Linked DNA regions of Homo sapiens: region 1 is linked to region 2. The links are chromatin contacts, found by Hi-C or POLR2A ChIA-PET in ENCODE. All regions are on one chromosome and are shown on one strand. Each heading gives the region's core, a stretch centred on a gene start or an enhancer-like site at or near the end of the contact. The rest is flanking DNA. Distances are from core to core; before and after follow the strand shown. Region 1 overlaps FAM107B (family with sequence similarity 107 member B). Region 2 overlaps FAM107B (family with sequence similarity 107 member B).

Region 1 (5,395 bases), core at 1,936-4,435, 100 kb before region 2:
GTCACTTGGCCTGTCAGGTGTTTTTTCTGGTAAGAAGTGCCTGTGCTTCTGGCCCTCAATGTCTGTCCCCAAGGGCTGTGATCCGTGGTCACTAACAGACAACAAATGTCATCCTTCAAATATTCACAGCAACAGCATGTTTCTATCCGCATGACAGTCCACACCCGGCAGGGTTTTCTCAGGCCATCCAGGGCTCCCTCCTTTGGTGACACTCTCCTGGGCCTCTCCTGGGTCTGGGGCTGGTATTTCCTTGCTGATGCGAAGGCAGCCCCTGGACCACCCTCCCTCTGTCCTCCCCCTGTTCTCCCCCAGCTTTCTGCCCACACTTCCTCTTCCCTCCCTTTAACGCCACCAGCAGTCCAGGCAGAGGGCCACAGCCCTGTCCTCTTCTCTCGATCATGCCTCTGGAAACCCCATACACCTTTACCCCTTCTGCTACAAGAGCTGTTTCTAAAGTGTGTGTGGAGATAGTTCCTGACTTCCCAAGCTCTGGCTCTGAAATTCCAACTTCGTACTGGAATGTTCACCTCAGAATCAACAGGTGTCAAGTTGAGCTCCCCTTTACTCACGATTTATTGAAGGCCTCTGAGGTGCCAGACACTGCCCAGGTGCTGGAAAGGACACTGAAAGGACAGAGCCAACCCCACCCCACAGGGCCTACACTGTAGCAGAAGTCATCCCAGGCGAATTTGAGTTTGAGCTATTGTTTCTCAAAAGCAACAGAGACGACAGCACACACACCATTCTTCCACTGAGAAACAATCCCTCGCAGTCTTCCCTTAACTTCCTTATTTCTCCCAAAGGTTCTATCTCACAGGTTTCAACCCTAAGTACAGAATCGATCATCAGTTCCCTTCCATAAACGCATCTGAAAATCGCCCCCTATCACCAGTCGCTCATCCCTCATCCTGGGAATTGTGCACTTGGCTTCTCCATGGCCTCCATCCCCTCCGGTTGCCTTTCCCTCTAATCCGGCTGCATCCTCAGTCAAATCCAATGAGCTAACTCATTTAATCAGATCAGGGCTACCAAGCCGAGCATCACTGGTCACCTCAGGAGAGGATGCTAAACTGCTTGGCCTTCTGTGGCCCCCTTCTCGATAGTGGAGTCCTCAATTACCTTTACAAATGTGTGGTTCTTAACTCTCTGGCATCAACTCTAGGCAGCCAGTACACACCAAGCCCGTGCACGTTCCCATCTCCACCTCTGCTTCCGATTTCCTCCTGGGCAGAAATCCCTCCTCCCCAGCCAGTAAAACTCCAGGCACCTTGCAAAGACCAGCTCACAGCCTGCCTCCCCGAGTCTTCCCGGGGCCTCTCCTCCGGAGACATGTCCTACTGTTTGAACTGCTGTGGAAGACTCCACTGGACGCCCCTTGCCTCAGGCACTTCCCCGCCTGTGGGCTAATTTCCCACGTTTCCACACTGTCTCCCCTTGAAGGACACAGAAGTCAATCTCTGCAGAAGGGAAAAGACCTCTGAGTGACTTCCATCCTCTCCCCTATGCTCTGGCACAATGGCTTGTACATAAGCCATACAAAGTAGCAGTGGCCTCACAGTGACTAGCAGACACAGAAGAGCTAGGAGAAAGCTGGAGCTGCCGACTCCTTGTGCCTCTGGCTGACCTCCAGAGGCCAGCAAACCTCTCATCTTACCTCCTATTGCCTTCCCCAGCCCTGGGCTGTATGTCACACTGTGTGCACCGTATTAAAACGTACTGAATGGGCCGGGCACAGTGGCTCACGCCTGTAAATCCCATCACTTTTGAGAGGCTGAGGCAGGCAGATCACTTGAGATCAGGAGTTTGAGACCAGCTTGGCCAAGTAGAAACCCCATCTCTACTTAAAAAAATAATAATAATAATACAAAAATGAGCCAGGCATCGTGGTGCATGTGTGTAGTCCCAGCTACTTAGGAGGCTGAGGCACGAGAATCGCTTGAACGCAGGAGGCAGAGGCTGCAGTGAGCCAAGGTCGCGCCACTTCACTCCAGCCTGGGCAATGCAGTGAGACTCCATCTCAAAAAAAAAAAAAAAAAAAAGTATTGAATGAACAGGATAATACGGGCGGTTTAGAGTACCCAAATGAAGGAACTCACCCCACCAAGTCTTCCCTGGCTCCTCCTCAGTGTTTCCCCTTTACACTCCTGCAGGACTCCATTAATACCTCTTGTAGGATACTGAAGTCTGATTCTATTAAAATTAAATTTGAAGTTGTCTTCTTTCTCATGTTAACCCCACAAAGGGAGGGCCTGACTCGCACTCAATTCTTAACCTCAGAAACATCTCAGTCACATAGTGGTCAGCTGAAACTGACCAGATAATGCTCACCTTACGCTTAGAAGGGCAGACATCAGATTTCCAAAAGGAGCCAAAAACTGAGTAGGGGAGGTCAACCCACGCTTTGAACAATTCTGTCTTCATTTGATCTTGAAAGAGCTCAGAAATAGTAAGACATAATCTTCTTAACACATACCAGTACAGAGAACCAAATACCCATTTCTCTAACCAACAGACGTGCTTTTAAGATGGCTCAAAAAAATCCTCACTAAAACTCCGTAACATTAATTGCTGTGTATCAACAGTGAGTCTTTTGCCAAAGAAAGATAACTTAGACTTTTGTCTGGTGAGAAATAGATATATTAGTACACTGGCTTGCATAAATATTCCCATGAAATAATTAGTTCATTAATATGCAGCACATTAATCTGCAAAAACTTCTAAGCAATGGAAATCCTGCCCAATTAATGGATTTCTTTAATAACTGATTGCCTTAAACTCATTGGCCTTAAAATTGATAAATTACACTTATCAAATAACATTTGATAGATGACTATTAAGTGATTTGGAGTTTCTCTCTCCTATGTAAAGTAGCTTGATGAAATCTGAAATTCAAGGACTCTTGATTTTACCAGCAAAGCACGTTCTGTGGTCTAACAGTGTCACCCAGTGGTAAAAGGCACAGTTTGGTGTTCAGGGGAGCTGTTGCTTTTTAAAAGAAATAACCCGTCATACGTGTTTCTTTACTAAAAGGAAAAGAAAAAAAACACTTTTTTGAATTGCAAGAAGAAAACTAGTACGTAAATTCTAAAAAACATGACTGGCACAGAAGTGAGCAGCTCTTCATCCAAGGCCACTCTGAAGCCTTTGGAGACCACTCAGGAAGGAGCATGCAGTCCTGAGCTCGGCCTCCTGAGCTCGGGAGAGAGGCACGGTGGTGTAGGACCCGTGACTCAGGAGCAGTGCAGGAGGAGTTGAAATCAGCCCGTTCTCCAGGCCAAACGAGAGACCACAGGCCACCCTCGCTCTCAGCTGCACTGTGTCCTTCCTGTTTTGCCTGTCTACCATGCAGCCACAATTCTCTAAAGTTCAGCACTTCCAGAAAAAAGAAACAAAAAGCAGCCAATTCTGTTCCAAGGTTCACTATCTGATCCTAAAAACTTTAAAAAAAAAAAAAAAAAACCAAAAACTCTCATATGGTGAAGCTTAACTGAAATAATAAATTATTTAGCTTCCTTATCTGCAAAAAGAGAAGGCTGTGCCAGATGACCCTTGAGATCCCTTATTAGTGAAATGTTCTGATAATAAAGAAGAGTTTGGCTCACCTGCTGGTCTCCACCACACAGGTTTATAACCAAGAGCCCTACAGCTCTTGTCCCACCCTGAGGGCCTGACTGACCTGTGGAGGGCCCCACCTTTCGCCTCCATTCACTCACCCCTGTTCCCAAGAACCACTGACTTCTTTACATGAAGCCTACATTGAGTAAGTTTTTAGGTACAGATGCTGAATTACCCAAGCTGTATCCACCCTCACTCCAGGCACCCCGAGGAGAGACTCAACTGCTTGGCCCAGGGTTAGAGAGGCCCACACGGGAAGGCAGAGTGGAGCAGATGTTATTTAACCAAAAGTCTGTATCCTGGGGCTCCCAGCTACCACAGTCAAGAAACACATTTTTAAAAAATCAAGACCCTTGAACTAGCAGCAGTAGTCACCCATACCGTATACGATAAATAAAAGTAAGCCAATGTTTATTCTTCTTTGCATAAAATCACCTATACCAACACTTATACATTACAGCATCATTCAGTTAATTCAAGTCTGAATCCCAGAAACTCTCCTGAAATCAAGCCACAGTTCAGCCCTATTCTTCCTAGTTTTTCCTGACATACTTTTGCTTACTCTATAAATCCACGGATATTCTTCTTGCCTACTCCCACCAAAGCCCAAATACACGTGAAAAAAGTTAATCATGAAGTTTTTCTTATTCCCTTACATTTAGAAAATCAGCATCTACTCTCATAGACTACTTGTAAGAAGACAAATTTCTGCTACTCTCTGAAGAATTTGTTGGCAATGTGTAGCAAAAGGCCTTACCGTGAAACACCCTTGAACGCAGTAATTCCACTTTTAGGAATTTACCCTAAAGACATCAACAGAGATGTAGACAAGTGTACACAGAATGATATTTATTCCGGCATGGTCTATGATAGCGGAAAAAATGGAAGCCATTTAAATATCTAATAATGGAATACAGTGCAGCTTAAAATCATCCATTATTAGAATAAATAATGAAAGGGAAAATATTCACAAGGCACTAAATAGGAGAAAAACATTAGGCTCCAAACAGTATGCCCTTTACTTTGGAAAACAAATGCCTACGTGTGTGTCTGTGTGTACAAATGCACAGCATGGTGATCCTCAAAGTGTCATCCCAGGGTCCGAGGCATCGGCACCATCATGGAATTAGTTAAATGCAAATATCGGAGATGCAGTGAGTCAGTCTCTGGGGGGTGGGCCCGGCAACCTGTGTTTTATCATGTTTGCTAAGTGTCACATAACCTTTGCAGTAGACATTAAATTTATTCCATCATACAGATAGGGAAATTAAGGCCCAGCGAGACTAGGTGACTTGCCTAAATCTACAAGGCTAATTAAATGGCAGCTAGCAGCATCATGCAGCTAGCTCCAGAGTCCATGCTCTGAGCCACTTTGCTACAGCACCTCTCTATTTTAACTCTCCTATTTGGACGTGTGCTCTTTCTGCTAAATTAATGGCAGGATGCATCCCCCTGTTGTCTGATCACCTTCATAGTGGTTTAGCGCTTCTGTTACAAAGCTATTGATCTGGGGGCTGGGGGTGTCCTGGGCTCTATCACTAACATCCCCATTAATATATCTCTTGATGAATACCTGGTTGACATCTTTGAAGGCTAAAAAAAGATATTTAGATCTAAGTGAACATTAAATACCAGCACACATAAGCAAAAACTTGAATGCCATCAGCAATGACATGCAGCAGATACTGACTAAACACACAAGGCACCTGTTGCCTGCTAGAGGGGAGAGGCCATGTGGCAATCCCATGCACAGCTTCCAAACCACCTGGCCACCATCTTT
Region 2 (5,704 bases), core at 1,438-3,937:
ACTGTGACTGTGATTGTAACTGAGCACAGGACCCTGGAGAGACTCCTCAGCTTGTAGGGGGATGTGGCTGTTAAAGAGAGAACCTCTCTCCCAGAGGGCTTGGCTACTGAGACGTATTTTTCTTCCTTTCTCTTTTACAAGTGGAAAATAATGCCTGGGAGGAAAATGAGACAAACAGCGGCAATTCCAATTTCACCTAAGCTAGGATTTATTTTATTTTTTTTACTATTCCCAGCTCCCAGATAAATTCTCTCCCTGATTTCTGTTATATGTCACTTTGGCTGACATATGTCAAGTTCTTAACATTGATGAAAAATAACCCATTGGGTGGAAATGAATATCATGACACAGAGGTGATTTTACAGTTTTGTTGTTTTAATGAATGAAAGGTTAACAATAAGAATTGGACTAATAGTGTTGGAAACAAGCCCTCGATTTATCTGCAGAACAGACCCAAACTTCTCAGCTCTCCTCCCTCCTCTCCAGTTGACCACTCTGCAAGGTTGGTTACTCTAAAACTCCACCAGTGTCCTCTCGGGGAAGAGGTGATAGGTGATTAAACAGATTGTCCGTAATGCATGGCTTATCTTTCTTTAGGCTGTGATCTTGCTTGACAGTCATTAGTTACATGTGTATGCATCTTACCCACTTAAAAAAATGTTTTTTTTATTTCAATAGCTTTAGAGGTACAAGCGGTTTTTGGTGACATAGATGAATTATATAGTGAGGGAGTCTGGGCCTTTAGTGTACCTGTCACCCAAATAGTGTACATTGTACCTAATAGGGAATTTTTCATTCCTCACCCCCGTCCACCCTCCCTCCTCCTGAGTCTCCAGTGTCCACTGTACCACTCTGTATGCCCATCGCTTAGCTCCCATTTAGGAGTGAGAACATGCAGTATTTGGTTTTCCATTCCTGAGTTACTTCACTTAGGATAATGGCCTCCAGCTCCATCAAAGTTGCCCAAAAGACATTTATTCTTTTTTATAGCTGAGGCGTATTCCATAGCATATAAATGCCACATTTTCTTTATCCACTCATTGCTTGATGGGCACTTAGGTTGATTGCATGTCTTTGCAATTGTGAATTGTGCTGCAATACACATATGAGTGCAAGGTGTTGATATAATGACTTCTTTTCCTTTGGGTGGGTACCCAGCAGTGGGACTGCTGGGTCAAATAGTAGATCTACTCTTAGTTCCTTGAGAGCTCGCCATACTGTTTTCCATTGAGGTTGTACTGATTTACCTTCCATTTTCTCCTTTTTTTTTTTTTTTTTTTTTTGAGACGGAGTCTCACTCTGTCACCCAGGCTGGAGTGCAGTGGCACAATCTCTGCTCACTGCAAGCTCCGCCTCCTGGATTCACGCCATTCTCCTGCCTCAGTCTCCCAAGTAGCTGGGACTATAGGCACCCACCACCAGGCCTGGCTAATTTTTTTGTATTTTTAGTAGAGACGGGGTTTCACCGTGTTAGCCAGGATAGTCTTGATCTCCTGACCTCGTGATCCGCCTGCCTCGGCCTCCCAAAGTGCTGGGATTACAAGTGTGAGCCACTGTGCCCGGCTCCATTTTCTCCTCTTTTAAATGGAGAACTTCCTAAGATGGGCCATTCACGTTTTTCCCACAGAAAGTCTTCCACATAGCAGACACTCAATTATAATTACAAATATTTGTTGGTTGAATGAATGAAGGAAAGAAAATATTTTAAAAGGTACAGACAAGAAGAATTCCGGGAGCTGTGAGGCTCAATTTAGTTGTATGCTGTCATTCATCACCACAGTCTTGGCCAGATTTTCAGTGCTACAAATCGATACTAACCAACTGGTAGGCAGAGACGTATAACCATCTCCTATAAAATTGCTAATTCAGTCTGGGTGCAGTGGCTCAGGCCTGTAGTCCCAGCACTTTGGGAGGCCAAGGTGGGTGGATCACTTGAGGTCAGGAGTTTGAAGCCAGCCTGACCAACTTGGTGAAACCCCGTCTCTACTAAAAAAAGTACAAAAAAATTAGCCAGGCATGGTGGTGGGTGACTGTAGTCCCAGCTACTCGGGAGGCTGAGGCAGGAGGAATCACTTGAACCTGGGAGGCGGAGGTTGCAGAGGAGCCAAGATCGTGCCATTGCACTCCAACCTGGGTGACAAAGTTAGACTCCATCTCAAAAAAAAAAAAAAAAAAAGATTGCTAATTCAAACAGTAATATGGATTGCTGTTTGAAAATGAAACAAGGCATTTGCAGTCAACAATTCTGGACTCATCTCAGAGTTATATGCCATGGTCTGTACCAATGACCAATGCTCTCAGTAAGGGCTGTCTCCAGATGCCAAGGCAATGCGGTAAACACCCTCTAATATTGCCCCAACCAACTCATATATTCAAATATGTATTGAGATGCTGACACAGTTAAGGAAGGCAGAATTTGTTAAGTCTTCTGCGGAGAAACTGAAAAAATGGAGTGAGAATCCATTTTTAGCGGAAAAAAAAAAAGGCGATATAAAACATTTTCTTAAGAGGTTTAGCATATTTGAAAAGACGTGCCAAAAAAAAAAAGTATTCTTTTACTAATTCAATTAAAATGATCTCAGTCACTTCGGTATTTTCCATTTCTGGTCAAAATCTAGACAACAAAGAAGGAAGTGTCATCTGAGGTAATTATGGTCTAACCAGGAGCAAAATAGGCCCCAGGCCTCACAAGGAAGCTTGACTGAAAGAGGAACTTTGACTTAGTAAAACCGAACTGCTGGGGTCGAACTGACCAGCCCTAATTTGGAGCAGGTGCAATCACTCTGGCCATTTGCTGACAGGCAGCATGAACGAGGGGAAACAAAAAGCCCGGAGAAGTACTGAGTGCTAAGAGGCTTTCAGAGGCGCCTGTTGCTAGGGAACCACTTCCTCTGTGTTCATACCCAGCGAACTCAAGCTATTCAGATATCACTGGAATAATCTCTCTCAGGCTCCGAGGGGAAAAGAAACAGCTCTCAAAGCTCAGACGTCATGGTAACACTGGGAAAAGCCCAGCTTTTCCAGCAGACACCGAAGAGCCAATGATACCAGGAGAAAACCAGAAGTGAATGGGCATCTTGTGTTTTATTGAGACACAGAGGACAGGCACCTTCTGCCTGACCCCACCCAGGTGCGTCGGTGGCAAACAGTGACACACCCACAACCCACATGTAATTTTACTATCAGTTCTTTGAGAATGAGATACTGTTCTCTTCATCTTCAGAACCCACGTCATCTAGCCCAGTACTTTCCACACCATTCTCCAAGTTGGTTTAATTCAAGTTCTTCATTCCATAAATATTTATCGAGGACTTGGTTCTATGTGCACTGCATGGATGCTATGATAGAGATTAAAAAAGACACAGAGACAATTCCCCTAAAGAAGCTTCCTGGTCTTAGAAACACAAACGAGGATGAGGTTTGTCTACAAATAATGGTAACACAATGGCAGTATAAACAACATGGTAGGTTTCATTCGTAAGCCAAATATAAAATTCTAAGCCCCACAACCAGCTGAATGGACCTCTCCTCTTGGCCAAGGGCATTCTAAAATAAGCACACCAGTTCAGGCCATGATGGGAATGCATGATCAGACATGCCTCAGTTTATATTGCTCCCTTTGGAATTCAGGCACTGCTGACTAACATTAGCATTAAAACAGAGACCATAAGACTGACAAAACAGACTCTGCGTAGCAATAAGATAACCACATGACAGACAGCAGGACCTGAAAGAAATCAAGATATTTTATCCCAAAATACATTTCTTTGACACATTTTGAAATGGCACTGCAAAGCTGTCTCTTGTGGGGAAAACCTATGTTTTATAGAGAATTCCCTTTCCTTTCCAGGTCTTTTTTCTGATCTAGGAGAGAATTAACTAAGAGTCTGGCACCTTTTAAAGTCTGTTAAGAAACATTTACCATCTAGTCTCTCTGAAGCCTGCTATCTGGAGGCTTCATCTACATAATAAGAACCTTAGTCTCCACAACTTCTTATCTTAACCCAGACACTCCCTTCTATTGATTCCACATCTTTAGATAATCACTTAACACTTTCAAGCACTTGCCAATCAGAAAATCTTTGAATCCACCTGTGACCTGGACACCCCCCACTTCGAGTTGTCCCACCTTTTCCAGACTGAACCAATGTACATCTTACCTGTATTAATTTATGTCTTATGTTTCCTTAAAGTGTATAAAACCAAGCTGTAGTCTGACCACCTGGGCACATGTTCTTAGGATCTCCTGGGGCTGTGTCACAGGCCATGGTCACTCATATTTGGCTCGGAATACATCTCTTCAAATTTTTTATAGAGTTTGACTCTTTTCATTGGCACATTGTTTGACCATTACACATAATAAGGGCCAGTGGGCACTCAGTGCAGAGTTAGTATTGCTGCTCTTCAGTCATCAGAGATGCAGGCATGTCCTGTGCGTTTCCTCCAGTATCCTTAACACATGGTTTCATCTCTTGGGTCAACACCTGGTCCGAGGTGGCTGCCATAGTATCCTGTCAATGTCCCAGATAGGAAGAAGGAGGAAGGACGTGCTCCCTGGAGGAAGCTTTCCAGAAGCCCCACTTTTGTCAATGCTACATTTGAGGTCTTCCTAGCAAAAGCATGAAAGCCTCTTCACCTGCATTATTGTTTTGGGTTGTAAAATCAGTCTTATTCGCATACAGTTTTTTTTTTTCATTAGGAAGGTTATATAAGCTCATTACAGAAAATTTGGAAAATAAACGAATTCATTCTTAACTCTGATTTTTTTTTTCTTTTGCCATTGAGATGGAGTCTTGCTCTGTCACCCAGGCTGGAGTGCAGGAGTGCAGTGGCATGATGATCTGCCTCCCAGCTTCAAGCAATTCTCCCACCTCAGCTTCCCTAGTAGCTGGGATTACAGGTACCCACCACCATGCCTGGCTCATTTTTGTATTTTAAGTAGAGATGGGGTTTCACCATGTTGGCCAGGCTGGTCTCGAACTCCCGACCTGAGGTAATCCTCCCACCCTGGCCTCCCAAAGTGCTGGGATTACAGGCATGAGCCACCGCGCCCGGCCTCTCGATACTTATTTAAGAGTAACAAATACTTATTGCTTACGTATTGTGCTACGTATTGAGCATTCTGGTTTAGTTCCTCCATTCCATAAAACTATGCATCAGTTGTTGTGTTCTGTACTTACAGTTATGGTAAACATTTTTATATCCTACTTCTTTCTACACAGCATTAAATCATTAGCTTTCTTTCTATTTTGTTATATCACTAAATTTCAAGAAGTCGTATATGCTCATAGTAAAAGTAAAAATAATATTTTTTAAAAACTCAACCATATTCCCTTGCTCTTATGCTTACAATGCACTCTACTCCAATTTTAGGATAAGTTCAGCGTTAAGTGTTAATGATAGTGAAGGAAACTTCTAGCGTCTGAGCTACATCCCAGAGTTCCCCAGTAGGATGAAACTCCAGTCACCAAAAATGATACTCTTCCTAATAAGCAATGCTTTATTGGCCTCTTTCTACTACTGACGCTTCCTGAGACAACCTCCAAATTAAGCAAGCTGTACTAGAATCCTTGTCTCAGGGTCTACTTCTGGGGGAACCAAATTAAGACACCACTTGACAACTTTAGCTAGTATATCATTGGCCAGCCCTATCTATAAGGAGCCTGGGAAATATTGTTTTAGAGCTTGGGCTATAACTGCACTT

Evidence for each region. A loop is a pair of places that touch in the nucleus more often than their neighbours do. ChIA-PET counts read pairs that join two places held with the same protein, here RNA polymerase II (POLR2A). Pooled maps may share reads with other maps.
Region 1: a map of naive thymus-derived CD4-positive, alpha-beta T cell shows a loop between it and region 2 (4-fold over the local background). The contact joins two enhancer-like sites. A Hi-C loop is called at or near these places in 2 of 168 maps with a recorded cell type or tissue (OCI-LY7 and naive thymus-derived CD4-positive, alpha-beta T cell), 19 of 37 single-sample maps with no recorded cell type and 12 of 50 pooled maps. POLR2A ChIA-PET finds 5 or more read pairs at or near these places in 11 of 52 experiments (BJ, CD4-positive, alpha-beta T cell, CD4-positive, alpha-beta memory T cell and 8 more).

The regions. Positions count from the first base shown.
Region 1 is chr10:14,540,251-14,545,645 of GRCh38, forward strand. The region is part of intron 2 of FAM107B (family with sequence similarity 107 member B); the gene reads right to left. Among named protein-coding and RNA genes, the nearest start is that of MIR1265, 110 kb to the left of the region's middle. Within about 2 kb of position 3,186, at least 21 of the 41 ENCODE cell types and tissues checked have a DNase peak (open chromatin) inside an H3K27ac peak, as active enhancers do; they include CD4-positive, alpha-beta T cell, where a contact is called at or near this core.
Region 2 is chr10:14,645,529-14,651,232 of GRCh38, forward strand. The region is part of intron 2 of FAM107B (family with sequence similarity 107 member B); the gene reads right to left. Among named protein-coding and RNA genes, the nearest start is that of FAM107B, 130 kb to the right of the region's middle. RefSeq lists enhancers at 2,464-2,633, 3,137-4,336, 3,164-3,664. Within about 2 kb of position 2,688, at least 28 of the 41 ENCODE cell types and tissues checked have a DNase peak (open chromatin) inside an H3K27ac peak, as active enhancers do; they include CD4-positive, alpha-beta T cell, where a contact is called at or near this core.